7 separate regions of the Homo sapiens genome follow, and regions 1, 2, 3, 4, 6 and 7 are each linked to region 5. The links are chromatin contacts, found by Hi-C or POLR2A ChIA-PET in ENCODE. All regions are on one chromosome and are shown on one strand. The core of a region is the stretch at or near the end of the contact, and the rest is flanking DNA. Distances in the headings are between cores, read along the strand shown.

Region 1 (3,620 bases), core at 1,042-3,541, 350 kb after region 5:
AACCCCGTTTCTACTAAAATACGAAAAAATTAGCCAGGCATGGCAGCATGCGCCTGTAATCACAGCTACTTGGGAGGCTGAGGCAGGAGAATCACTTGAACCTGGGAGGCAGCGGTTGCAGTGAGCTGAGATTGCGCCATTGCACTCCAGCCTGGGTGACAGAGCAAGACTCCATCTCAGGGGAAAAAAAAAAAAAGATAAAGCTAAAATCCCCAATAAAGGAATCCTTGCTCGAAATTAGAAAATATTTTATTTAAAAATTATGCTTAAAAAAATCCCAATTAAAATGATGCCATTAGCACTGTCCACCCTCAACACACACACAAATTAATTTTAAAAATAAAGCTTATTTCTAAATCCTTACACAAAAGAACTGATTTTAAATGACACGCAGTTGGTAGCAGATCTGAACCACACAGAGCCCCAGCTTGGTGCTCCGTCTCCCCGGCCATGTGAGGACACAGCCCTCTTGAACTTCTAAACTGCCCCTCAGGAAGCAGAGCAGCATGGAAACGGTGTGAAAACCAAGCCAGCCTTTCCATTCACCAGGGGTTTTCATTCCTATTCCATATACTGGACAAAGTCACCCACAGAGCAGCTGAATTACTTCCTGGTCTTTCTTGAAGTATTTCAGTTCTCAGGCAGACCCGGGGCATACAAAGTTGTGTCCAAAATCATCACTCTACCTCCAGGTTTCTCTGTAACCAGCAATTTACTAAAAGTACTTCCTGGGCCTCAAGGTGGGAACTTTATGAGCTTCAGATTCTGTACCTTCCAGTCTAACCAAAGTTATACGTGATCATTAATTTCATGTTTCAACTTGACTGGGCTACAAGATACCCAGATAGTTGGTAAAACAGTATTTCTGGGTTGCCTGGTACAGCGTTTCCAGAAGAGATTAGCATTTGAATCAGTGTACTGAGTAAGGAACACCAATCCTCATCAATGTGAGTGTCATCATCTATCCAATGAATAGAGTAAAAGGTGAAGGAAGGGTGAGTTCACTCCCTCTGCTTGAGCTGGGACATCCTTCTACTCTTGCCTCCTGACATTGAAACTTCTCGTTCTCTGGCCTTCAGACTTGAACTAAATTCCCCACCAGCTTTCATGGTTCCCCAGCTTGCAAAGGGCAGGTCACAGGACGTCTGGACCTCCACAACCCTGGGAGCCATTAACATTGTAAACCTCCCACGTGTCTATCTCTATATGTCCTACAGGTTACGTTTCGCTTAGAGAACCCTGACTAATACTGTATACTTCCCAATGCCTACTTTAATCCTCAAAAGAAAGCTGAATCTGATTCACACAGTTTTATTCAATAAAGATCTCGATGACAATGTCAATTCAGGTGATTGGAACAGTTAAAACTGAGCCAAAATGCTGTGTGACACTAAAAATCCAGAAAAATTTACAGAAAAAAAGTTATTTGTTATTATTTATTTATATTTATTTTATTTTATTTTTGAGATGGAGTATCACTTCCATTGCACAGCTGGAGTGCAGTGGCACAATCTCCGCTCACCGCAACCTCCACCTCCTGGGTTCAAGCGATTCTCCTTCCTCAACCTCCCCAATAGCTGGGATTACAGGCTTGTGCCACCACGCCCAGCTAATTTTTTTGTATTTTTAGTAGAGACAGGGTTTCACCATGTTGGCCAGGCTGGTCTCAAACTCCTGACCTCAGGTGATCCACCCACCTCAGCTTCTCAAAGTGCTAGGATTACAGCTGTGAGCCACTGCGCCCGACCAGCAAAAAGTTATTCTTACTCTGTTTTTCAATGCTACTCTATACCAAGCTGTAATGGGTATACATACATAGATTATAAAGCAATGAGACCCCTTGTTTATGTCCCACAGTGATGCCCAAGTTATCTGCGATATGCTATATTCATTGGTTAATGTGAGTACTTGGGGAGTTTCTAATATAACCTTTAATGTGTGTGAACAAATTGCCAATAAATCCCAGAATAGACTTTAAGAAGTCAGCATGATTTTTCCCTGTTAGATATCATCTTTAAAAAGGGTAGGAGAAAGTTGTCTGGAAAAAAAAAAAAAAAAAAACTTCAGCATGTAAATTAATTTTAAAATGGGCATGGTAGTTTTACATTTTGAAGATAAGAAGATTAACCAGAAGGAACTGAGAGAGAAAATTATCAAACCTGAATGGGGAAAAATGCCTGAAAAAATATAGCTGTGAAGAGAGCTGAGTCATTTGTGATAGAATTTTAAGGCCCTGCAAAAGTCCCGAACATGGTCACAAGTGGTTTACATAAATCCATGTGCCCTCTTCTTCGAGCCAATCAACTGCTCTCCAGCCCTGCGGCGAGTGGCATCGCTAGGATGAGTCAATGACACTGTCACACAGTAGAAAACACAGCCTCCTTCCATCTCCATGATGTGCTTTCTCACAACTTCATTAAACTGAACCAGAAATCACATCAGACAACATGGAAGAGTCATGGGATGACTTTTGACATGAGATTGAGAGACAGGTGGGTGAGACTTCAAGAAAAATGACACAAAGATAAGACAGTTTCAGATTCAAGATGATCTTACACTTCTGAAAACCCAAACATCAACGTCTTAGGGCCAGAAAGTAAAACTTCTAATGAATAGGATGTGAAAGTCGCCAGGCAGACTCCTTGCATTTCACCATGACACTAAATGAAAGCACAGAAAGTCCAGAAGCTAAATGAATGTGTAAGATTTCTCAGACAAGATCTCTGGGGTCGCTCTAATTATAACACCCAAATGTTGTTAGCAACAATAGAAAGAGCAATTTAGATATGTGATTTGGTGATTGTTTAAAATACATTTGGGGCTCTTTTGAGAGTTCTGAAATTTCCATAGCAGCTGCGTACTTCAGACCTGGTGGCATTTGGGGAAACACTTGTCAAATCCATACTTGGAGCCCAGGCTGCCTGGTGAAAACGGATTTTTTTCCCTATTGTTAAGTGAAAATTCCATGAGCAAAATATTCTTACATTGTGCCCAGTAGAAATGTACCTTTCCACTGAAAATATTACCCTAATGAGCTTGCTTGTAATGTTCACACTGGAAATAACAGAAACATGCAGGCCCTCCCTGTCTTTTTCTCTTCTATGACCTTCTCCTCCACTTTACTGACAGAGTATGAGTAAGCTGGCAGAAAATCAACAGGGACAAAGGGAACTACTGGCCTCTTGGTTACAGAGGGCCCTTTCGATACCATCCTACATCTACAATACACCACCAGTTTCCTCCTCCATGATGTGACGTTCTTTAAGGAATAGTTTAGAAGGGCCTGACTTAGAACTATGCCAACAGCTCTTGGCACCACTTATTTGCAGACTCTGGCCCAACTGGCTGAAATCAGTCTTTGCTAATTTATCAGCCAGCACAGGTCTCAGCTGCAGTTTTCAGCTTTGATCAAAGCTGAAGCCCATATCATCGTAACATCATGTGTGAGTCTGGGTCTGGATCAGCAGTGGCTGGGAAGACTAAGGAGAAGCACAGAAGGGACCCAGAGTATGGCTGGGCCACCTGCTCCCCTCATTAGGATGGGATGAAATAGTGCAGCTGATTGGCCCAGGGAGAAGGGGGTGTGGGCTGGAGATGGAACAGAGGAGGGTTAGAGAGGG
Region 2 (3,834 bases), core at 8-2,507, 310 kb before region 5:
CTACTAAAAATACAAAAATTAGTGGGGCATGGTGGTGGGTGCCTATAGTCCCAGCTACTCTTGAGTCTAAAGCAAGAGAATCGCTTGAACCCGGGAGGCAGAGATTGCAGTGAGCCGAGATCATGCTACTGCATTCCAGCCTGGGCGACAGAGCGAGACTCCATCTCAAAAAAAAAAAAAAAAAAAAAAAAAGAGAGAGAGAGTGAGACTCTGTCTTAAAACAAAAAAGACTGAAAAAGGAAATCCCAGGTAGAAAAGACGGAAGTGAGGTCAGAAACAGCCAGACTTGTTACAGCTGGGTAGTGTCTTATTTGAACTTGGTTTGGACAGTTGGCTGCCTTTGGCCAAAACTCAGTAATGGGCACAAGGGTTGGTTCCAGTTTGTTTAACATCTAGTTAGGTTTCAGTTCACTGTACGTGAAGAAACCTTCAGGCTGAATTTAAAATATGTAAGGAGACAGCTTTAGGCTAAACTTTTTTAGCAGAATTTAACACTGGGAATTAAAAATAGGTTATTAAGCTAAAATTTTTGTGTTACTTTAAAACATGCAAAAATACGTTTGTTCATCATTAATTCACTATAGGTCCAAGGTCTTTTCTTTGATATGTGTACCGATCATAATTCTGTATTACATGTTGAACAAGCAACCTATCATATACATTTCAAGTTTTGGTATTTTGAAAGTGAAAAGTGAAATTAAAGACATTTACAAAGCAATCCACGTCCAGAAACGTTGTGACGCTGCGTTGGAGAGGCTGTGGGGCTGCCGAGAGAGCGTGGAGATTCCATTAAATTCAGACTCTGGAACAGGCCCTTTGTAACCAGTAAAACAGACAATTTTAGCCGTCACAGACGCTCTGCAGCCGTAAAGTACCTCTAAACAACTAATAGTGTGAAAGTGTGGTGAGAAATGAGAGCTCGACCACAGCTCCTGAAGGCCAGCCCTATGACATCTGTTCCCACCACAGCGGGTGGCTGTTCCCATATCCAGCCACAGCAGGGTTCCAGCCCCTCTGTACAGGGGAGAAAGATGTGGACCCTGAGGATGCTGACAACCTGGGTGCAGAGCAAGATTGACCAGGGATCTGCATGGCCTGTCCTCAGTAAAGACAGCCTGGAGAGGACCAGACTGAGGTCACGTTGAAAAAAGGGACGTGACCAAGGGACAGGAGTCCCCTGGTGCTACATCGTCAACTGCCTGCCGAGGAACCTGGAAAGTCCTTCGCCAAGAGATGGCTCGAAGACAGGAGCAGCCGATCCTACTGAGGTCACTGAGCGCCTGAGGCTGGGCAGGATGCAGCTGAGCAAAGCCTGGCTTGGCAGCTCTACGCTCTTCCTGTTTAGTCATCCAACAAGAAGAAAGAAAAGTGAATCTCTAGCAATACGATTTTTCTTAAAAAAATGGCAACAAAGACCTTTCATTGTTCTATATAGGACCAAATAAAGATTTAAAGAACTCACTTCAAATTTGTATTTCGTCTTTTCAAGGTGAATTTTTCGAAGTATACAACTGCAAGCACTCTTAATGTTTAAAATCAAATTTTTAAAAATAGTTCTGAATGTTCTAGTGAATGAAAAGAGACAAGAACCAACATAACGGGAACTACTTGAAATAATAATTTTTAAAAAGTCCATTTATAATTCAAAGAATATACTTAGATTATACCTTAGATAGCCTAAGAGAATCAACTGAAAAAAATGTTAGACTCAATAACTTAGATAAGCAAAGTAAACAGATAAAATATAGATACAGATTATTCAATATTTTTTTTAGAAATGAGCAGTAAGCTTTTAGAAAATAAAATGAAAAAAAGACCCTATCCAAAATAGTAGTAGAAACATAAAGTACCTAGCTATAAATTTTGCAAGATTTATGTAGAAAGTATATGAAAACAAAAATATTTCTATGATCTGTAAAATACAAATAATATACAGGGTTTATTATATTTTGAATGGAAACATTGAATACTATAAACAATTTTTATAATAAGCCTTTAAAAAATTCTTCCATAATGAATTTATGTGATTAAAATAAGTCAGACCAAATTGCTAATGACAGAACATTTACGAGAATGAAATAAACCACAAGCTGTCATCTTTGCAACCAAATGGAGACCGATAGAAGAAAATGGAAAAAAAAAATATGTTACTGATTTTGTAGAGAGATGGAAGCATTGTTTAAAATAGCATGCTAAGACATGCCTGGAAATCCATATCCACCCTGACTGCCTATGAAATGAGCTAATGAATTATCCTTAATTTTATTTTCTAAGCAGGTTTGAGTTATGTGTCTGTGTCGATCAATTGCAAATGAAAGAACATAATTACAACTAGCTATTAATTTATAAAAATAAAATCTAGCCTCTATAGCAGCTGAAATGTTTGTACCAATGGAAGTGTCCTGTTCTGAGATGCTCAACACTGTGGCCCACATGGGGCTACTGGGTGCTCGAAATGTGGCTGGTGCAGCTGAAGAGCTAAATTTTTTAATTCTATGTAAGTTAGTGAATTTCAAATTAAATTATGTGGCTGGTGGCTACAGCTTTGGACAGGGCAGCTCTATAATGATAAAATCTTGTAATTAAGGTAATAAAAGCTGTTTTTGCATTACAAATTAGAAGTAACTTTGGAAACCCCTTAATGCTGGAGAGCATGACATGTGAAAAGAATTCTCTCATTTACCTGTAAAAGCTCGAATTTGTACACACTTGCAATCTTTTCCTAAAATAATATGTCAATTTTTATCAAGTACAAAACTTTAGCCCAGTAATTCTGGAAAATTCTAGGGAATCCTAACAAAATAGTCAAAGATGTTGATAATAATTTGTGCATAAAAAGTATTAATACCACATCATTTATGATTTTAAAAATGTAAAATACATTAAAATGAGCAACAAATAGAAACAATTACCAACTAAATGAGTAAACAATGGAAATAATGAAAATTTGGGAACTTGGAGAACATTAACTATTATACCTTCACCTAAAGTCAAGTTTACAGCAATTATTCATTAAATTGCAAAATATTTACAACATAGCATTTTTAAAAAGATACAAATATCTCTCTGTATAGACAAATTATATATAATATATAATAAATATAACATACTATATTATATGTTAGATTAATATAATTCAACATATGTGATTATATTATATATCAATATATTATTATGAATATTTTCTTAGTATTTCATATATTAATGTTATATATTATGTATTAACTAACATATTATATATTTTGTTAATATAATGGAATATATTATATAAAACATTACATGCTATATAAACATATTAGGAATAAACAAATAATATTCATATTCACCAATATTTCAAAATAACTTATAGAATATGGAATTTTAAAAAAACTTGCTTCAGATTTGTCATAGTTTGTCCACTTAAGAAGTCTTCAATAAAACAGTAACACTGTAAATGAAATTAAGCCCTCACATTTTAATAGTAGTTTATAGTTTACAAAATATCTTCACATTTATCTTTTTAATCTTTCAGTAGCCTATTAAGATAAAATTTAATGTAATTAAATTATTTGGCCAAAAGTATATATTTTTCCAGTATTATAGCCCAAAAGAGAACTCAGCTGTTATATCTGTCATTGTTTAAATTGGTGTTGAATTTAGTAATATCTTAGACGTGGTGTGAGTCTTTTTATTTCTTAGTTTGTGTCTTTGTCTGATAAGCTGCAATAATCTAATAAATAATTCAACTACTCAAAAATAAATTACACGGCTATTTTATTTTATTTTTATTTTTATTTTACTTTTTATATAAAGACAGGATCTCATTATGTTGCTCAGGCTAATCTCAAACTCCTA
Region 3 (3,809 bases), core at 861-3,360, 480 kb after region 5:
AATTGGAAAGCCCTGCCTGCCCCAGGCATGGCAGGCATACCAGGTTCCTGGCTAGTGAAGTGGTTTGCTCAGGAGTTTTTGCAGAACCAGAAAACTTAGATGGAGCCCCATTTTAGAGATGAGGAAACCGAGATAGAGGATGCTTCGGATGACAGTACTTTGGTGCCTGTGCCACGAATAGCACCCGGATCACCCTGGACCACCTGCCTTTGATGTGGCACGGCAGCTGCATACATTTTCCTGTGCAGGCACTTGGGTGGCCTGAGTTGCCTCCAAATTTGGACATCTGGCTGCTTCTTGGTGCCCCCACCTGAAACCCAATCCACCTCTTCCGAAGCCAGCAGATAGTGAATTGCTCAGTAAGAAAAAGGTCTGTGCAAAACAGGAGACTAGAAAGAAACCTCAGTGCCTCCAGGAACCTCACGTGAGCTCCGTTTGACTCTGCAGAAGCAAGTTCCTTGCTTTTAGAGGAGTGACTGTGGCTGGGCATCATCCAGACCTATGTGCAATTATTGGTCGAAGGCGTCTCTCCCGCTAGACGGAAGCGCTCAGAGAACCAGGCAGTGGAAGGTGCATGACTGGGAGGAATGAAGGATGGCCATCCTGAAGTGGAAGGTGTGTGACTGAGAGGAATGAAGGATGGCCGTCCTGAGGCTGCGCTCGAATGGAGGCTTATTTAACATGGAGCCTCGTGCAAAACACCCCGGAGCAGGCCCCTATAGGATTGAGATCGCTCCCTGTGATCTGCTGCTTCCCTCTCCAGTGGTTTTTATCTTTGAACAGAGCAAATCCTGGCTCCACTCAGACCTGCTCCGTGAGAGCCGAATGCAGTCACTGCACCTGGTCGGGGCTGAGGAGCTTCTCAGCCATTCCAACAAGGCCTGGTCATCGAAAAGCCATGATTTTCTTGCATTCTGGGCCTTGTGACTTCTTGAGACGGGAAAAATGAAGCGCTGTTCCACGATTTTGTTCTCAATCTAAAGGACCATTGCTTTGGAAAGTGGTCAGATTCTGCTTTTGGTTGATTTTAGGATCCAAAACTATGGCGATGGGAAAAAGGAAATGCATTTTAGGATTTCAGGTATTGTCTAAAATTTGCACATGATTATATCCTGCAATCTTAATGGTTCATGCGTCTCATGCTCAACCAAGAGCCTCTGCTGGCCTAAATGATCAAAGCATTTCCAGGAATTATTCAAGAAAAAAAAATCTGCTCCCGTCACTCACCGGCTGAAACCCCCTCAGTGGCTCCCACTGCCCTCAGATGCAGTCACCCTCCTTACTGAGCTTAGTGAGGGCTGCACTAAGCACTTTGCATTATTCTCTCATTGAAGTATCACAACAATCACAAAAGGAACTATCATTAAACCCATTGCATGGATGAGAAAACTGATCCTTAGAGAGGTCAGGGACTGGTTCAAGCTGACTGTGCTGTACAGTGTCAGAGCAGGGATGACCCCAAACCCACCAAGGCCATTCTTAGCACCCGCAATCTCCATGACCATCTCCTAACTCTCTCCCTCCCCCTCATCTATTTCCTACCCATGGATGAAACTGTTTGTGTCTCACCTACTACTACAGTGAGCCCCTTCTGCTTACCTCCCTGGGCCCCAGGCTGGCCCCACTGGGTGCTCCTGGCAGCAAAGTCCATGTCTGATTAGGGAACTTCTTATTAGGAGGCTTCCTTGTTTGCTTTACCCACCTTCTCCAGACTGGGACCCCTGGAGACAGAGCCCTTAGCTCCCGAGGCCAGGTGGTCCCTTGCTGTGCCCAGCACAGATCCTGGTGCCTGGGAGGAAGGCAGTAAATCTGTGTGAAGTGGGTCATTTCATTCTGCATTGGAGGATCATTTTCATGCTCCATAACCCACGGCTATCAATAAAATTAATATTAGCTTCCAGTAAAGTCTAGAGAGGTGCTTCTCACACTAGAGTAGGCAACAGGGCCACCCGGAGAGTCAGGTAAAACTCGGAGGCGCTGGCTCCAGAGGCCCAGACAGGTGAGGCTGTGTGGCTGGTCCTGCCCCCGCCTCTGAGGGGCACTGCTCGGCAGCCAGCAGCCCACCCCTGAGTGCAACACTCAGCAACCAAAGGCACCTGGCTGGGCGATGACTGACAGTGAGGCAGCTCCAAAACTCCCTTCCACAGCATTTACAAAACAGACACAAAGTTTTCTATTTGGAGGAGTCATTTGCTGCAATGGGGGTTTTCCCTTCGTTTTTGGAAATGCCATGAAATAAAATGTTAAGTGTGACTCCAGTATCCTAATCTGAGGCACAGACAACTCACCGCAGTTACACCTCAGAGAAAACATGGGGCTCCCCGGGAGAGGGGCCTCACTCAGCCTGGAGTTATGTTCTGACTTCTCAAAACATGAAACCATTTATATTGGCTCTGGCACATTCAAAAAAAAAAAATTCCCTTATGTCACATGCACGCGCGCGTGCACAGAGATCAGCTTTCGGTTCACAATGAGTGTGCCCCTGGGTCTTTTCTGTGTCTCACTCATTGAAGCCTGGGGGACCAGGCCCTGGGGGACCGACGGGGTGCCTCCGTCTGTGCTCCTTGTCCCTGTTGGCCAGAGCTGGTGAATCACCCGGCCCCAGCAGCCTGCGTCCTTTCCCAATTACCGTAGCTGTCAGAGCTGACTAAAAAACCAGTAGCAGCTGGCAGGAAATGGGTAAGAAAACTGACCACAGATAAACTGTAGGACTCTACAGAGCAGTGGCAGATAGACTCGGGGACAGGAAGTGGAGCTGTTAAGACTCGGCCCTCGCCTGCTCCCGGGCACCTCAGGGCCATCGAAGGGCGCGTGCACCTGAGATGCTGCGGTGCTCGCGTCACGCAATGACCCCGCAGCAGGCACCAGCCACGGCCCCCGAAGGGAAAGAAGCAGTCAGGAGTGGCGGAGAAGCACCCCCAAAAGCCCAGGCCTTTGAGACTCCTGCAAAGGCAGTGGTTCTGCTAGTCCAGGGGTGATGGAATCGCAGCCGGCAGAGCCTGCGCTGTTGAGGTCAAATGACCTGCTGGCCGTGCATTGCCTCACCCGGCTCCCTGAAGCCAAAATGACCAGCTCTCAGGCAGGGAGAGGCCACCACACATTGAGAACAGTGCTGGTGTTGAGGTGGGGAGGCGCTTCTCTGTGGAGTTACAGGTCCAGCGTTTTCAATACTCCCACCGCGTTTCAGCCAATGCCAAGGGCGGGCCCTTCAGAATCCCTAGTGAGGAGAAAGTATCAGCCAGGTGGCATGCTGGATCCTTCCATGCATCATCCCACTCCTGTTCACATACCCTAGGAGGCAGCTAAGACTATCCCCATTTTACGGATGTGCAAAGGGAGGCTCAGGATTAAATAGGCCTGGCCCTGGGTTCCACCACCTATCCACCTATGAGGGGCAGAGCCCAGATTCAAAGTCTGACTGGGGTCTCTGCCCCGACGACCTCTGCTCACAGCGTGCCGCTAGGTGCTGAGATGGGAAGAGGAGAGAAGGGGTCAGAGGAGAGAGGGGGAGTGAGCACAGTGGAGGAGGCTTGCCTGGGCCCTGATGCTTCACCCAGAAAGAAAATGGGGTGGTCAGTGTTTAATCGCATCTTCCCAGTGGCCCAAGCTGCATGTCCACCCAGGACACCATCCCAAGCAGCCCAGCAAGGGGGACCCACCCTCTCTGCACCAAGGCAGACCCAAGGTGCTTCCAGGGGCAGCCAGAACAGGGTGGCTTCTGTGTGGCCTGCTGTGGGACAAGCTGCTGTGACAAGAAGCAGCATCTGCTATTGAACTTGTGACCCAGGCCTTGGTCCCTCACAGGGAGC
Region 4 (4,066 bases), core at 239-2,738, 430 kb after region 5:
CCCACTTCCTGCCTCTCCAACCCCTGGTAACCAACTACCATTCACACTCTGCTTCTGTGAATTTCACTATTTTAGAGACCTCATATAAGTGTAATCATGCAGTATTTGTCTTTCTATTACTGGCTTATTTCACTTGCAATAATTGTCCTCAAGTTTCATTCATGTCATTGCATATTGCAGGATTTCCTCCTCTTTAAAGACTGAATAATATTCCATTGTATGGATGGACCACATTTTCTGTATGTACTCATCTATCCACAGACATTGTCTTAGTTGTTTCCACATCTTGGATATGTGGGCAATCTTATCAAGCCCTTTTCACAAATGAGATAACTGAGACTCAGAAAAGGCAACCCACCCACATTCAAATATTTGGTAACTTGCTCAAACCAGATCTTGCCTACCACCGACTCCATATGCCTGATGTCCACCAAGCATTTGCAACCACAGGAATAAAAGTCACTGGGTGCACATTCTACTCCAGGTGCTTTATACATCCTATCTAGAACCGAGCAACCTCACCTGGCAGACAGCTCCCTGACATGAACCTTTATGAAGAAAGCCAAGTTAGTCAAGAGGGAAGCCCCGATCCCAGCCCAAGCAGTCAGATTCCAAAGGCCCGTTTCTGCTGTTCCAAGTTGTTCTTCTCCCCGCCTGCAAATAAAAACACCTAAGGGATTTTTTTTTTTTTTTTTTTTGAGACAGAGCCTCGCTTTGTCGCCCAGGCTGGAGTGCAGTGGCGCGATCTCGGCTCACTGCAAGCTCCGCGTCCTGGGTTCACGCCATTCTCCTGCCTCAGCCTCCTGAGTAGCTGGGACTACAGGCACCCGCCACCGCGCCCGGCTAATTTTTTTGTATTTTTCAGTAGAGACGGGGTTTCACTGTGTTAGCCAGGATAGTCTCTATCTCCTCGGCCTCCCAAAGTGCTGGGATTACAGGCGTGAGCCACCTCGCCCGGCCGGATATTTTTTTTAATGTTGGTTCCCAGGTCTTTTCCTAAGAGTTTCTGATTCCATTGGTCCAGTGTGGGGCCCCAGCTTCTGCGTTTTATTTTAAAACCCCTCAGAAGATTCTAACAGTTCACTGGGCAGCCGGGGCCGACAACGGCTGCATGGCTCCCCTTATTCCTTACAGATCCCAGGCACTCCACGGGGCACATTCTGCCCTCCAGGGGCTGCCAGGTTGCTGAGCAGTGACCAGGAAACCTCACCCAATAAGAGAATTTGTCGGACGGGGGCTTTGGAGAGAGCCAAGTGAGGCCGCGGGAGGGAAGCCTGGGCCAATGCGGTTTGGGAAGAGATGGGAATTGGCAGGAAAGGATTCCTTAGGGGAGGGGACGTTTGTGCTGAGTAAGGTTCACCAAGAGAAAAAGGGGGAGAAAAGTAAACCTGCCATGCTAGCGTCTCCACTTCCCTTTCCTGCTAAACGGCTGTATGGACGTGATCCCCCAGAGGCACGGCGGGCTCCAGCCTGCCCGCTCAGCCCTTCTCTGACTGGAGAGGAAAGCACGTGTGCCCATCAGCCCACGAGCTGCAGCCACCAGCCCCACGGCCTCCTGGATGAACTCCATTAAGCCAACTCAGAGAGTTCAATTTTTGCTTCAGTTCTAAAAAGACAAATGAGGATCTGGGTGAAGAATTGTTAGAGATTTTTCATTCTAATTGAGAAACTCACCCAGAGAGGCTGCCAGAGCCCAGGTAATCAATCTCTTGGGCCGTGTGTGACAGGGCAGCCTTCGCGCCCCTATTCCACGGGGAGAAATCAGAACTTCCGGTGGACCCGCAGGGGTCACAGGAAGTCCCCTTTGCACAGACCGGTCCCCATTGTCGGGAAGAACAGGGTGACATCCAATCAGCTTCTCCAGGTCCAAATCAATCACCTACATTTCAATTCCCTTTTCTCATCAAATGCCAGCTGCGAAAGAGCCCAGCCTCATCAGAATTCTGCTGTGATGAGTGTTGAAACTACAGGAATTAAGAACTAGGTCACCGCAGGGGAAGGCTGCTCTGTGGTTTCATTATCTAGGTTGCTGGAAAGCCCCCATCTCACAGGGATCCCCCTAGTCACCAGAGCACCGTGAGGCGTGGATATTCAGCATCCGAAATGCATTTTTTGTGGGGACAGCAGCACACGTGGGGAAGGAACACAGAATCGGCTGTGGCCAGCGGGTCTATTCATGCCGTGAAGATCCTCCCAGACCCCTCCCGATGCCTACTGGGCTTCAGGCCCCAGGAAACAAAGCTAAGTCATGCTAGCCCCTGCTCTGGAGAAACCGCTTCCCGGTGGCTGGGATGGAAACAAGCACCAGGCCCCGAGGATGCAGAATCAGAGGATTCCCAGGAGCTTCGTGTGAGGCTGGAGGGCCCAGCTGGGATGTGCAGGGAGGGACCCCTCAGGGCTGTGCGCTTTAGCTGAGCTGAGTGCAAAGGATGACAAGGAGGAGAAAAAGAAAAGAGAGCAAGATGGAGCTGGGGCGAGAGCAGAGAGATGCATCAAGGGGAGAAAGCAATGTGTCCAAAGACATGAGACAGAGAGGCCCATTCCCTCTGTGGGAGGTGGAAGAGGGGCGGTGGGCCCTCTTTGAGCCCACCTGCTGTGCTAGGGAGGCAGAACTGTGCCCTAAGACACAAGAGACTTGTTGGATGACTTTCTGGCAAAGACAGAACCTGATCAGATGCATGCGTCTGAAAGGATGGTGCAGGCAGCCTGCAGCCCGGGAGCAGGGTGAGAGGCTGCAGGATCACAGTGGGCAGCTGGGCCACCCTAGGGAAGGCACTGACTGATTGGAGGTTTGCAGGCTAACCAAGCTGGAGGCTGCATGTGAGAAGGAGGGAGGAGAGCTCCAGGACAATCACAGATGATCATGATGGGCTGGGCGCGTGCCGCCTACGCTGTACCCACTAAGCACTTAACTTGCATTATTTTATCATCTTCAAAATCCCTTGCCGCAGGAGCTGTTATAGTCCCCATTTTTCAGAAGAGAAAACAGAGACAAAAAGCAGTTGAGACCACAGAGCCATGACATGCAGTACAAGGCCGTCGGCTTCCAGGGTCCCCTGTTAACCACAGCCTAGCGTGCCCATCCAAGGCCGGCCCATGGTGGCCAGCTTGCACAGCAGGGTGGATGGCAGGGCCAGTCATGGGGAAGGAGGGCACTAACAGAGAAGGTCTAAGCTGAGACACCAGTGGAAGATCTAGGGCAACAGGCAACACTGCCCCGTGGGAATTCTTCTGTGCTATGTTCTAGAATGTTCTGTAATTCTGCCCTGTCTGATACAATAGCCGTGAGTCACATATGTGAAATACAGCTACTGCAAGTGAGGAGCTGAATTTTAAACTTCATTTCATTTTAATTAACGTTCATCACCACATGTGCAACTGGCTACCATGCCAGTTATGGTAGATCTAGGGTTTGCAGACAGCAAGCAATGTACTTTTTGCATCTAAAGCTCAGGAAGGCACCTGGGCTGGTGATGTATGAACAATGGTTTCCGCTTAGCAGCTCCAGGTACTTCTGGCTGGTATCATGCATTCCTATTTGGTAAGAAAACTAAGGCTTACGGATGTTAAGCAAGGCCCCACATTCGTGCATGGATGACCCAGACACAGCACAGGGGAATCCAATTCCGAAGCCCCTTTGTTTATCTACCACGGCCCCTAATACCACCCCCAAGTTTTCCGTAGAGCAGGATAAGAACACAGGCCTCTGGGTTTGGGGACCGCCACTTATAGGTGAAATCACAGGGGTGCATGCGACCACCCAAGGTGTGTGCAGAATCTAAGAAAAGGTGCTAAGGAAAGAGTCCAAGGGGACATGGAGAAGAGAAAAGGCCCCTGAGGGACCTCAGAAAAAATACCCAGAAAAATAGGAGGAAGATCATGCTTTCATTCATTTTACCAAGCACCAAGCATCCACTCTCTCATTTCTAGCAAATGAAAGAGTGATTGCCTGGTCCTCAGTGAGTCCTGTTCACTGAGGGCCACACTACAAGGCAGAAGTCAAACCACCACCTGGGACAGAGGCCCATGCAGGGCCAGTGCCAGGGCAGGAAAGTGAGAGCTCGCC
Region 5 (3,606 bases), core at 322-2,821:
GAGACTATCATTTCCTCATTGTGGATTCTTGGCGCCTTGTCAAAAATTATTGATCGTATGTGTGTGGGTTTATTTCTGGGCTCTCTATTCTGTTCTATTGGTGTGTCTGCCTGTTTTTTATGCCAGCCATACTGTTTTTATTAGTATGGCTTTGTAGTATACTTTAAAATCAGGCAGTGTGATGCCTCCATCTTTGCTCTTTCTCAAGGTTATTTTGGCCGTTCAGAATCTTTTGTGGTTTGATACAAATTTTGGATCTTTTTTTGTATTTCTATGAAGAATGAACTTGGAAATTTGATAGAGATGGCATTGAGTCTATAGAATAATTTGGATAGTGTGGGTGTTTTAACAATATTAATTAATTATTATTGTTAATGTTGACCTCTTAAAATGATTTTGAAAGTATTCCTTTCTCTTCAGTTTTTTAGAATTATAATGAATCATGAATGATCAATTGGTTTCTCAGTTGTCTCTACTGGGGTTCTTTCAAATGAGTCATATTTGTATAATAGCCATATACTATTTTACAGGTAAGAAGGGATCAAGTGTTTTTATTAACTTCACAGAAATACTCCTCATGTATCTGGCTCTCACATTTGTATTCATTTTCTATGCTACATAATGAATCGCCACAAAATGGTGGATTAAAACAGCACATTTATTATCTTACTTTTTCTGTGGGTTAAGAGTCTTGGCATAGCTTAGCTATTTCCTCTGCTTAGCATCTCACAAGGCAGCAATCAAGGTGCGGTCTGGGCTACACTTCCATCAGAGGTTGGATGGGGGAAGAACTGCTTCTAACTTCCCTCAGATTTCCCTCAGATTGTTGAAAGAATTCATCTCTTTGCATTTGCAGAACTGACATTCCCAATTTCTTGTTGGCTGTTGGCTAAGGCAGCTCTCAACTCTACAGGTGTCTTATGGTTCCTTGTTGCATTGCCCTCCCATAAACTCTCTTGCAATATGGCAGATTCCTTCCTCAAGCCTCCAAGGGAGAGAAGTCTTATGTGTGCTATAAAGATGGGGTGTGTGTGTGTATGTTTGTGTGTGTATTTGTGTGTTGTAATATCCCATCACTGTTACCATATAAAATAGCCTGATCACAGGAAAAGATTAAATGGCAAGACCATAGGGCCACCCTACTAAGATCTGTCTGCCACAACATTTAAACCATTTATCTGAAACTCTTTTGGTAAGAAGCATCAGAAAATATTTACACAAGATGTAAATTAGAAAAAATATCACTGTTGGAGTATTGTCATGCAGGCCCTCCTGTGCTTCTTTGGGGAAGATTTGGGCAATAGAAAACCAACAACTCCCCTAGCAAAGGGCTAGACTTTCTGATAGAGAAGTCTAAATACAGACAACAAGTATTTCTTCTTTCAGTCCCAAGTGTAATGGCCTTTTCCCCTACTGCCAATTCAATGAAACAGTGCTAAAATTAGCCATTTGTTTTTGTTATTGTTATTCTTGTTACACTCCTTTGGCACTTAATACAATGTGTCCAACATAAACTTTGTCGTGTGCTTATGTCTTGCCTCCAGAGAGGAAGTGCTCTTTCTCTCCTCTGATCCAGTTGTGCAAAATCGGTTCCTCTTTCAGAGCTGTTATCATTTCCTGCCTTTTTTAAAGCTCTTTGTACATCTGCCTTGTCATTCCTATTGGTCTGAGATTTATTGGAAGTGAATGAAGAATGTTTTATTCCTCTCTAGCATCCTATAACAGCTAGCACAGAGCCTGGCATGTAGTAGACTCTCAGTTAATGTCACTGATTGGATGAATAAATAAATGAATGATTAGATTTTACTAAGGAAATTAAAACCTCTCTTGAGGGTATGCCTGAATTTTTGTATCATTTTACATGTTCCACATGTTTAACATATTTAGATCAAAGAAACCAATAAGAATCAACATCAACTCAATGACTGAAAAAGATGTCACATATTCAATTAGTTATTCAGGTCCCTAAGCTAATGTATGTAAATACAAAGATTAACTCTAAATCCAAAGTAAGCAGTTAATAAACAGATATTGACACACAGTCTACAGGTACACAATGAATGAAATCCCTCTTCTTTTCAGAAACACTCTAGATTAAAAAAAAAAAAAACACTGATCCAGAAAGACAACACCTGTGTCAACATCAGGGACTCCTCCCACCCGTGCACATCCCTCAGTCAATTCAAAAGAAGCGGAGCGTCCAGAGGCTAGAACATGTGCCAAACACCTCTGAATGTGCTGGTGCAGCCATCACTATAGAAAGTGCAGAAGTCAAAGACACCTGTACAATGACTGAAATCTCATTTACTGACCTAGGTATTTTAAAAATTCTATTTACCTGACCCTTTAATAAAAACACCTTTTTATTGCTTAAACATAATACTAAAATATGAGTAAATAACCTTGGCCTTTAAGAGGTGGATAAAAAAAGAGTTGGGAGGGACATATGAAGTCTGCCTTTTTTTTTCCTTTTTTTTCTTCTTTCTCTTCCTCCTTGTCTTCCTCCTTCAATCCAGAACAAAGTAGGCAAGTGAACACCAAGAAATGTAAAGCATACAGGTCTACCCGAGGTACAGAGGTATGGTTCAATGGAAAAAGCTCTGGACTAAGAACTAGAAGCCCCCGGCCGTAATCCTGATTCAACTCTGGACCCTAAATCACTTCCAATTATCAGCCTTAGTTTTCTCATCCATAAAAAGAAGCTGTTGGAGTAGGTGATTTCGCAAGTTCTTAGAAAGGTGTGATGCATTTGGAAAGAATTCTAAAGAGTCCTTACAATCAAAGTAAAGATTTGGAGGGTTGAAATATGTAGTTTCAGAATCAATAATAATAAGTTGTTTTTTACTGTGGAAAACCTCACCACTCTTTTCCAGATGGCTTTTTCATTAAACACCCTCAATATTATTTTTCACTGTGTTCTTGAGACTGCTTTCTAGTTTCAGTTCACACATATTTATGCCCTCTAAAATGTTCTCTAAGTTGGGAGTTCATCTGGAAAAAGTCAAAATGAAAGTGAAGCACCCCACCAAGCCCCCCACCAAAATCAAACTCACTGAAACTTACCTTCCTTGCTAAAAACTTCAGGTTCCTTTCTCTCCTCATGCCAAATTGTTCACAAAATCTAAACCAAGGAAACAATGAGATTTTAAACTGCATTACATGTTTTGTGAAACTCTCTTCTCCTCCTTCCCCAAGCTATCCACTTCTTTGTCTCTAAGGTAGAATATACTGAAAATAAAATGCAAGGATGCACTTAAATTCATATAAATTTTAGCACTGGAAAAATCTTTGGTTTAATCCAACTCTGTTACTTTTTTATTTTATTATTTGTCCCAGATTACCAAGATATTTTATAATAGATGTGAATTACCTGAAAATTCTCTGACAAGCATGGATAATAAAAACAAAATGAAAGAAGGCGGAATGTTTATTCATACCCATACCTAATATGTTGCAATCATTTCTATGACATATATGCCCTCATTTCTTTCACATAGCTTATTTCATTTACCCTTTAGCACAGGTGTGCAAGGTGGCCACTATTACCTTCATTTTAAAGATGAAACAGAAGGTCAGGAGAGCTATGTGACTTTCCTGAGTTCAACA
Region 6 (3,976 bases), core at 654-3,153, 460 kb after region 5:
CCCATGTGGGGCAGCGGGGAGGGGATGAGAAGCAGAATTAGGATGGCGCTGAGGGAGGCGGGATAGCTCGGACTCAACATTGCTTGGACATGGTAGCAAGAGAGACCAGGGAACCTAGGATGCCTCCCTCACTGCTGGCATGGGCCAGGGGAGAAGGGTGAGCCCATCCTCTGAGCAGGGAAGCCAGGTGCCAGCACAGGCAGAGCCAACTTCAAGTCACACAGATCTCATTCAAACCCCACTCTGCTGTCTCTTAACTGTCCAACCTTGAGCAAGTATCTTGGCCCCATCTGTAATCTGGAGATGAGGACAGTACCAGCCCCACAGAGCTGCTGTGAAGATCCCATGAGGAGGTACATGCAAACCACTGGGCACGATGTCTAGCACTCAACAGACACTAAATTGATCACGGCTGTCATTTAAATTAGCCACATAAATGTGTTTCATTCTTGGAAGGTCACGTATTCCTCACAGCGTATGGTGCCCCAGTCTTTCCACTACTGCTGCATTTTGGAGTGTCCTCTAGCTTTCAACCATGGATAATGAGACCTGCAGATAAGCCATTTCCAAACTCCCCTAGTAGAGCCAGGCACCCCATCCCCATCCCACAATTCTCACTGCCTGGTCCTCATTTCTGTGCTCACCTCCTTCCCTTCATGGAGGCTCTCAGGCAGAGCTGTGTGACCTCCCTTTCCCTCTCCATCTGTCTGTGCAGAGCTAGCACGGGAGGGCTTGGCAAATGTTTATTTACTGAGCAGGAGTTACCAACTTTTCTCCCAGCTGATGATTTAAGTACAAGTTTCAGTATGATTCCTCCAGTAGCCGACCAAAGGCGGATTTTAAACTAAGAAACACACCTGTATTTAGCACACCAGGGGATTCACCAGTTCCCCTGGGGCTGGTCTTGGCACAGTTTCATCCAGAAAAAAACCACCAGAGGAACCTTCAGCACATTAAACACCCATAGGCAATATGCACTGTGTGGGGGGTCAGGTGCTCATTGTCTCATTTCTTCCTCTGCCCATGAGGTAGGGTGTGTGAGCCCCATTTTACAGATGAGCAAACTGTTGGTAGGCAAGTCTACTTTGCTAAAGGTCATGTCGCTGCCGCATGTTTATCTGCATTTGAGACTAGAAAAGCAATTGATGTCTGTTCTAGGAATTAGGGACACTGGTGCTGAGAACACTTAAAAATAGCCCCGTGCATTTTCCCATTCTTGAAACAGGTTTACTAATCAGGAACGCAGCTGAAAAAATCCAGCAAAATGACTCAGTTCCAAGTAAAATGTCATTTCTCCCCCATCACTTTGGGACAACCCCAGCAAAGCCAGCACAGCATAGAAACAGAAAGAGAGACAGCAGAGAGGCCAAGAGGCAGAGAGGAGAAAAGGGGAAGAGGCCACATGGGTGGCTGCAGGGCCTCTCACAGTGCCCTGCAGCCTCAGTCAATTCCGGGGGTGCTCACAAGGCTAAAACGCTGGCTGTAAAATCAAGGGCAAGCTGGAGGGCTGGTTTCCTGTCTTCTAAATATACTCCTGTTCCGATGGTATCTCGTCCCCTGCGTCACGAAGGAGGGCTGCCCTTGACACTGTGAATGTCTCAGGAACACCTCAACCCAAAGGAAGCTGGGGTGTAGAAAGCTCGAGGTTCCTAATACCTTCAGGAACAGCACACTCAGGTCCTGCTCAGGCACTGGGCATGGCTGCCTCCTGCTCCTCTTTATCCACCCTCCTCCCCCTCCTCCCCCTCCTCCCTCTCCTTCCTCCCTTCCTCTTCCCTATCTTCCTCCTCCTCAAGGTCTTCCTCCTTCTCCCCCTCCTCTTCCTCCTGCTCCTCCCTTTCCCCTCCTCCTCCTCCTCCCCTTCCCCTCCTCCACCTCCCCACACAGAGCACCTCAAGCCCTCCAGGTGGGCAGTAACTGTCCAGCAGAGCTGCTGTCTGTGAATGTTATCAGAGGAAACACTTCAGAACTGAGAAGCAAACAGAAACCATTCTACACCTGCTGTCGCTCCACTTCCTCTGGGCCCCAACCTCCAGCCAGGTGTCCTCATGGGAAGAAAGGGCCCATTCAGGACTGCGGCTAGTGGTTCCCAGTTGAGTTCCTCCAACATGGCAGGAAGAAAGGAAGACACAGTAGGAGGCAGCAGAGCCTTGTGGTGAAGCCTAGGGCTCAGAGTGGAGCCCACCTACTGCCCATGCTGCATGTCCTGGCTCTGTGACCTTCGGGCAGGCTGTGGTTTATCATTACTTGTAATTTGTAACATTGAGTTACAAATACTGTGACTAGTTCAGAGGATTTATGAGGATGAAATGAGTTATCTGCTTAAACCACATAACATAGTGCATGGCCCTACACTTTGGGAGCTGGCGTGCCTGCCCTGAGCCCCACGCATTCACACTGTGTCATTTTTACAGCTGTGCCACCTGCCTCCTCACCTTCACCCTCCACCCCTCACACACCCTTCCAGGGTACCCCGATCCCGCAGGCTGCTTCCCATCTCTCCCTGAAATGCAGCCCGTCCTTTGGAGAGCCTTCCAGGACCTTTTCCCACTCTTGTGCACGCTTGACCATCATCAATTTAGTGATCTTTTCCCTAATAGATTTCACGTTCTCTCAGGCCCAGAGCCATGTCTAAGTAACAGTGACTAGTGGCTATGTGAATCTATTAATTCTCACACCTAAAATAGAACTCCACACAAAGGAGGTGCTCAATAAATGCTCATTGAGCAATCAACAATAACGACCAAGGCTCAGAGAGGTGAAGTAACCTGCTCTGTGTCACAGAGCTTGGAAGTGGCACATCTGGAATTCCAAGGCCAGTCACACCAAGGCAGGTCCAAGTCCTACTGCCCCTCAGCATCCTCCTCCCGTAGACGGTGATGCACCTGGGGGAGCAGAAGCAGTAGTTCCCAAGTCTACAGTGGAGCAAGAGGCTCAGAAATGGAGATCTCGGAGCTGCCCGCGTACAGCCTGGAGTAAAGGACACGCCATGCTGCCATTAAGCACCATTTCAGCCCCTCGTTGCCTGCACAGGTCCAACACGGAGCAGCTTGGCTGGGAGGCAGAACGGCAAGTAAAGCCTCCCTCCAAACAAGCCACCCCGCAAAAGGCTTGAAGGAGCACCCGTATTCAGAGACCACCCACTTTAATACAGATAATACTCTAGTAGCTTATATTTATTGATTTCCACACCTGCTAGGGACTGTTCCCAGCATGTGTGATTAAGAGTATCTATAATCGCAAGGCGCGGTAGCTCAGTCCTATAATCCTAGCACTTGGGAGGCCGAGGCAGGTGGATCACTTGAGCTCAGGAGTTCGAGACCAGCCTGGGCAACAGGGTGAAACCCCATCTCTACAAAAATACAAAAATTAGCTGTGTGTGGTGGCACATGCCTGTAATCCCAGCTATTTGGGGGAGCTGAGGCAGGAGGATCACCTGAACCTGGGAAGTGGAGGTTGCAGTGAGCTGAGATCATGCCCCAGTACTCCAGCCTGGGTGACAGAGCAAGACTCGGTCTAAAAAAAAAAATATATATATATATATATATATATAAAATTATTTGATCCTCGTGGCAACCTTACAAGATGGGCACTGTCAGCCGCCATCATCAGCATCTTACAGATGGGGAAACTGAGGTGGGGGAGAGAAGCAAGTTGCCTAGTGTCCTGAGTATCACACTGCTAGAAATTCCTGCAGCCTGGGTGCAGGCAGTGGGGCTCCAGTATCTGTACTTTTTACCAGTTTGCCACTCTGTTTTGATGTGATTTTTTTTTTTAATGTTAAAGGTGAGGTGGGGATAAGTTCCCAAAGGTGCTCATTGAGTCCCACTGTTGTGGAGTCACTTTCTGTGGAGTCCTCATGACAGGCCCTGGAGGCAGGAGACCCGGAATCACCTACTCCCACAAGCCCATGCCGGCCTGGCTCAGCCATGCTTTTAGAAAGTACTCCCAGGAGGCTATTGCAACACTCCAGGGG
Region 7 (3,702 bases), core at 690-3,189, 320 kb after region 5:
TGACAATCGGTAGGACATCTTTAGGCCATATCATTCTCTAATAGATTCATATCATGATTTATAATTTGAGTAGAAACAGAACATTTGGTATTCAGTGAAAATAATTTGTTTTGGGAAAAAAAGGATAAAAATATCCAAGAATACCCAAATCGATAGTAATAGCATGCAGATGTTCTTTGTCATGAACTTTACTGTCAGCGCACTGTTAGGAATTCCCTTCTGTCCTTGAAAGAATAGACTTCGAGTTCCACCTGAAACCGCAAAGTACACAAATGCAAAACCGCACACACTAATGGGTACAAAATCATCACCAAACCAAAAACAGGTAGTAGCTTACAAGATGACAGTCTGTCTCAGTCATTCTAGGCAAAGCCTCCCATGCATGGTTCTCTGAGCCGTTTGCATCTCTTTCCTTCTGTTGGTTTTTGGGCATTTTTCTACTCTCTTGATCATTTCAGTACCAGCAGGAGGGTAGGAGAGGCAAATAGAGATGAAATCATAATCCTCTTTCCTTCCCCCTCATGGTATTTATGATAAAAGGCTTGAGGGAAAAGAGAGCTAAATTTAAGAGCTGAAATGAGGGCTTTGAATAACCCTAGGGTTTTGATTATTCATGGCAATGGCTCTCTCCTGTTTTCACAGACATTTGATTCAAGTCAACAAGTGCATCCTGAGAATCAATTCTTTCCCATACAAAGTGCTAGGCATTTTGAGAAATACAAGAGAACCAAAGATTTCAGCTCTGCTCTCAGGAAGTTTTTTGTCTCTTGAGCAGTACAAGGTTGACATATGTGAAATAACCATGAGCCATTAAGACAGTAAGGATAATCAAAGATCCAAATAAATAGAATAAATACACGTATGATGGAAATTCCCAGCGTCAGTTGCACACGCTCAAACTGGCTCTTCTCTCTCATCCCCAGCTACACAATGGCTGATGAGAACTGGCCTAGAATCTTGTCTCCCTCTTTTATAATATATTAACACCAAGAGCAGCAATACACCAAAGTTCAAATATGGTAACAAAAATGATGACAATGCAAGATTTTTTACTAACAAAGATACCCTGAGAGCCTGGCAACCAGGCCACGCCAACATCGAAAGGAATTAATTTTTTTGGTTTCCAGCACTGAAGCTTCTCACTCAGGATTCCAACAAACCACTCTCCCTGGTGACCTGAAGACCCAAACGGTCACTATCTCATCCCTGCCCCGTAAAGAACGTCACACAAGGGCACTTGTTCTACAGTCGTGGTCAAATAGCCAGTGGGAACGCTTTGTTCCAATTTGGAATCTAATTCTGTGATACGTGTAGATTATAATACATTGCAATTTTTCTTCATTCTCTTTGCATGTAAATTAATCCACTGCACTGGAACTACTACTTAAAACAAAGGGTGTTGATTTATAGTCAGTCTCTCCCTCATAAATCACACCTGCAGCGTGGTGCTCAGGGCCCGCCAGGCTGTGCCAGCACTTACCTTTTATAAATGATGTGGGGTGACCTCCCATTGTGAAGCAGCCTGATACAATCCCATTCTTCCTTCCCACATTCACTTTTCCTTGGCTGGTTATTCCCACAGGGACTTCAGACCCTGTGTTTGCAAGCATGCCAGTTGTGTTCTGTTTTGTTTTATTTTTTACATTAAGGAGTGTCAAAATTAAAATCTATGGCTTTGCCCCCCTGTATTTGCTATCTATGGAAATACAGCTGTGCCTCTTGTCCCCTCCCTTGTAACCAACATGCCTTTCAGCATCTCATCTGGGTCACTTTTAGAGTCAGAAGTCTGACCTTTCAAGAGCCTAGAGTGCGAGGGGGCAGCCGGCTTTCTCATTCAGCAGAGGAAGCTGGCTAATAACCACAGAAGTTCCCCCATGAAGTGTTCTGTTGGGTCTTAGGGGAGAAATGCTCAAAGTCCGTCATTTCCCGTGCATCTGGTTTCCCTGCCACTTTCAGAGACCTACAGGAAGCCAGGCGGAAGGCGTGTCAAGGAAGCAGGGACTCAGGATAGCAGCCATGCCTGGGAGAGCTAAAATCAGCCCTCACCAGACCCTTTCCTGATGGAGTAGGCAGTGTCAGGAGAGAAAAGGGTGACAACATGTTCTTAAAGCCCAGGGTAGTGACAGCAGGTCCCTGAGCCCAGATCTGAAAACGTATTTATCTTTCCTGAAGTCTTGAGATGTTAAAGGTTCCTAGTACAATACGCACAGCAGAGCTGGGAGCATCCCCTGTATATATTGCCCTGTTGTTAACGGCTGTTATAATGGTAATGGTATTGTTACAAGAAAAACTTTAGATAAATTAATTCAACAGAGTTTAATTGATCAAAGAACAATTCTCCAATTGGGCAGCGCTTGGAACCAGAAGAGAGGCTCAGAGAGCTCTCCACTCTGCAAGTGCGCAGGCAGCATTTATGGGCAGAAAACAGAAGTGTGGTACAGAAAGGGCCTGACTGATTACAGGCAGCCTTTGCCATATTTGAATGTGGTCTGAACAGCTGGCGGTCTGGGATTGACTGAAGTTCAGCTGCTGTGATTGGCTGAGACTCAGTTATGATACAAAAGTATACTTCAAAGGTGGGCTTTCAGTGAGTTTACATACTAAGTTACCTTGCAATTTGTTACCCAGGGACTCAAAGTAGGGAGGCCTCCTCAGGCCACATTTAGCTTAATTTAACAGTGTCATTATTAACAAAAGTGAGGGGTGGGCAGCTTCACCTTCCTGTTAAAGGGGATGGGAGCCTCTGGTCGGCCTCCACTGGGTCACCTCGGGCAAGCCACACAACCTCAGCAGGCGTCACTTTATTTTCTAGTGCAGTGAGCATAGGGGCCATGTTTTAACTTACTTCTAGCTGTAAAGTTAAATTATTCTGAGATGTATGCAATCAAGGAAGATTGATGTTTATTAGGAAAGCACTCCCCCAAAAATTTGGTGTAAGAACCAGTTAAGTGTTACCTAGTGGGAAACATTTGGGACATACTAGGTTTCCTTATGGCAGGCCTTCTCAGAACATTTTTTGGGTCTTCTTTTTTTTTTTATTGTTTTCTTTATTTTATAGGATTATTTAAGTTACAAAAAAAATACATGCTCCTTATAAACAATACAGAGGTTAGTTAATTAAATATGGATAACCTCACCTTCGTTACTCCAATACCAGCCCCAGAGGTAAATAACACTAGGGTTTGGTATGTCTGCATCTTCCCAAAATCTCAGGTCCACCAGGACTCTCTAGGAGGAGGATGGAGCAAGAAACCTTACCCAAATTGTTTGACCATCCTACCGTTTTTCACATAGCATCTCACAGGTCTGTGTCTTGCTCTGGTTTACATACTAAGGGAAATCTTGAAATAAAGCTAAGGATTGCTTTTGATGGAATAAGATTCTTTTACAAAATCTGTAAGAAATCCACACAGGTAAGAGGTCAACAAAAACAACACTATTTTGACCCCAGATCACAGGACCCATTCATTCTTTTTTTTTTTATTTATGTATTTATTTTGAGACAGAGTATTGCTCTGTTGCCCAGGCTGGAGTGCAGTGGCACAATCTCGGTTCACTACAACCTCCACCTCCTGGGTCCCAGAGATTCTCCTCACTCAGCCTCCCAAGTAGCTGGGATTACAGGCGTGCATCACCACAACCAGCTAATTTTTTTTTTTTTCAAGACGGGGGTTTCACCCTGATGGCCAGGCTGGTCTCGAA

The links. A loop is a pair of places that touch in the nucleus more often than their neighbours do. ChIA-PET counts read pairs that join two places held with the same protein, here RNA polymerase II (POLR2A). Pooled maps may share reads with other maps.
Region 1: a loop to region 5 is called in a pooled map, with 2.6 times the contacts of the local background. The contact joins two enhancer-like sites. A Hi-C loop is called at or near these places in 11 of 37 single-sample maps with no recorded cell type and 13 of 50 pooled maps. POLR2A ChIA-PET finds 5 or more read pairs at or near these places in 1 of 52 experiments (activated CD4-positive, alpha-beta T cell).
Region 2: a pooled map shows a loop between it and region 5 (2.1-fold over the local background). The contact joins two enhancer-like sites. A Hi-C loop is called at or near these places in 6 of 50 pooled maps. POLR2A ChIA-PET finds 5 or more read pairs at or near these places in 2 of 52 experiments (OCI-LY7 and activated CD4-positive, alpha-beta T cell).
Region 3: a loop to region 5 is called in a map with no recorded cell type, with 2.1 times the contacts of the local background. The contact joins two enhancer-like sites. A Hi-C loop is called at or near these places in 3 of 37 single-sample maps with no recorded cell type and 10 of 50 pooled maps.
Region 4: a pooled map shows a loop between it and region 5 (2.0-fold over the local background). The contact joins two enhancer-like sites. A Hi-C loop is called at or near these places in 4 of 37 single-sample maps with no recorded cell type and 8 of 50 pooled maps. POLR2A ChIA-PET finds 5 or more read pairs at or near these places in 1 of 52 experiments (activated CD4-positive, alpha-beta T cell).
Region 6: a map with no recorded cell type shows a loop between it and region 5 (3-fold over the local background). The contact joins two enhancer-like sites. A Hi-C loop is called at or near these places in 11 of 37 single-sample maps with no recorded cell type and 10 of 50 pooled maps.
Region 7: a loop to region 5 is called in a map of transverse colon, with 8 times the contacts of the local background. The contact joins two enhancer-like sites. A Hi-C loop is called at or near these places in 1 of 168 maps with a recorded cell type or tissue (transverse colon), 1 of 37 single-sample maps with no recorded cell type and 3 of 50 pooled maps.

Annotation. Positions count from the first base shown.
Region 1 is chr2:8,406,625-8,410,244 of GRCh38, forward strand. No RefSeq gene overlaps it. Among named protein-coding and RNA genes, the nearest start is that of LINC00299, 80 kb to the left of the region's middle. Within about 2 kb of position 2,292, at least 6 of the 41 ENCODE cell types and tissues checked have a DNase peak (open chromatin) inside an H3K27ac peak, as active enhancers do.
Region 2 is chr2:7,747,959-7,751,792 of GRCh38, forward strand. No RefSeq gene overlaps it. Among named protein-coding and RNA genes, the nearest start is that of LINC01871, 24 kb to the left of the region's middle. Within about 2 kb of position 1,258, at least 4 of the 41 ENCODE cell types and tissues checked have a DNase peak (open chromatin) inside an H3K27ac peak, as active enhancers do.
Region 3 is chr2:8,541,186-8,544,994 of GRCh38, forward strand. No RefSeq gene overlaps it. Among named protein-coding and RNA genes, the nearest start is that of LINC01814, 41 kb to the right of the region's middle. RefSeq lists enhancers at 2,209-2,258, 2,269-2,558, 2,533-3,039, 3,040-3,546, 3,209-3,268 and 2 more and a silencer at 3,774-3,809. Within about 2 kb of position 2,111, at least 27 of the 41 ENCODE cell types and tissues checked have a DNase peak (open chromatin) inside an H3K27ac peak, as active enhancers do.
Region 4 is chr2:8,486,328-8,490,393 of GRCh38, forward strand. No RefSeq gene overlaps it. Among named protein-coding and RNA genes, the nearest start is that of LINC01814, 95 kb to the right of the region's middle. RefSeq lists an enhancer at 1,753-2,142. Within about 2 kb of position 1,489, at least 8 of the 41 ENCODE cell types and tissues checked have a DNase peak (open chromatin) inside an H3K27ac peak, as active enhancers do.
Region 5 is chr2:8,057,285-8,060,890 of GRCh38, forward strand. It overlaps LINC00299 (long intergenic non-protein coding RNA 299), which reads right to left. Exons shown (of 9, transcript NR_034135.1): 8 at 3,064-3,121. Among named protein-coding and RNA genes, the nearest start is that of LINC00298, 82 kb to the left of the region's middle. Within about 2 kb of position 1,572, at least 2 of the 41 ENCODE cell types and tissues checked have a DNase peak (open chromatin) inside an H3K27ac peak, as active enhancers do.
Region 6 is chr2:8,514,093-8,518,068 of GRCh38, forward strand. No RefSeq gene overlaps it. Among named protein-coding and RNA genes, the nearest start is that of LINC01814, 68 kb to the right of the region's middle. RefSeq lists enhancers at 1,006-1,115, 1,316-1,365. Within about 2 kb of position 1,904, at least 14 of the 41 ENCODE cell types and tissues checked have a DNase peak (open chromatin) inside an H3K27ac peak, as active enhancers do.
Region 7 is chr2:8,378,297-8,381,998 of GRCh38, forward strand. No RefSeq gene overlaps it. Among named protein-coding and RNA genes, the nearest start is that of LINC00299, 52 kb to the left of the region's middle. Within about 2 kb of position 1,940, at least 5 of the 41 ENCODE cell types and tissues checked have a DNase peak (open chromatin) inside an H3K27ac peak, as active enhancers do.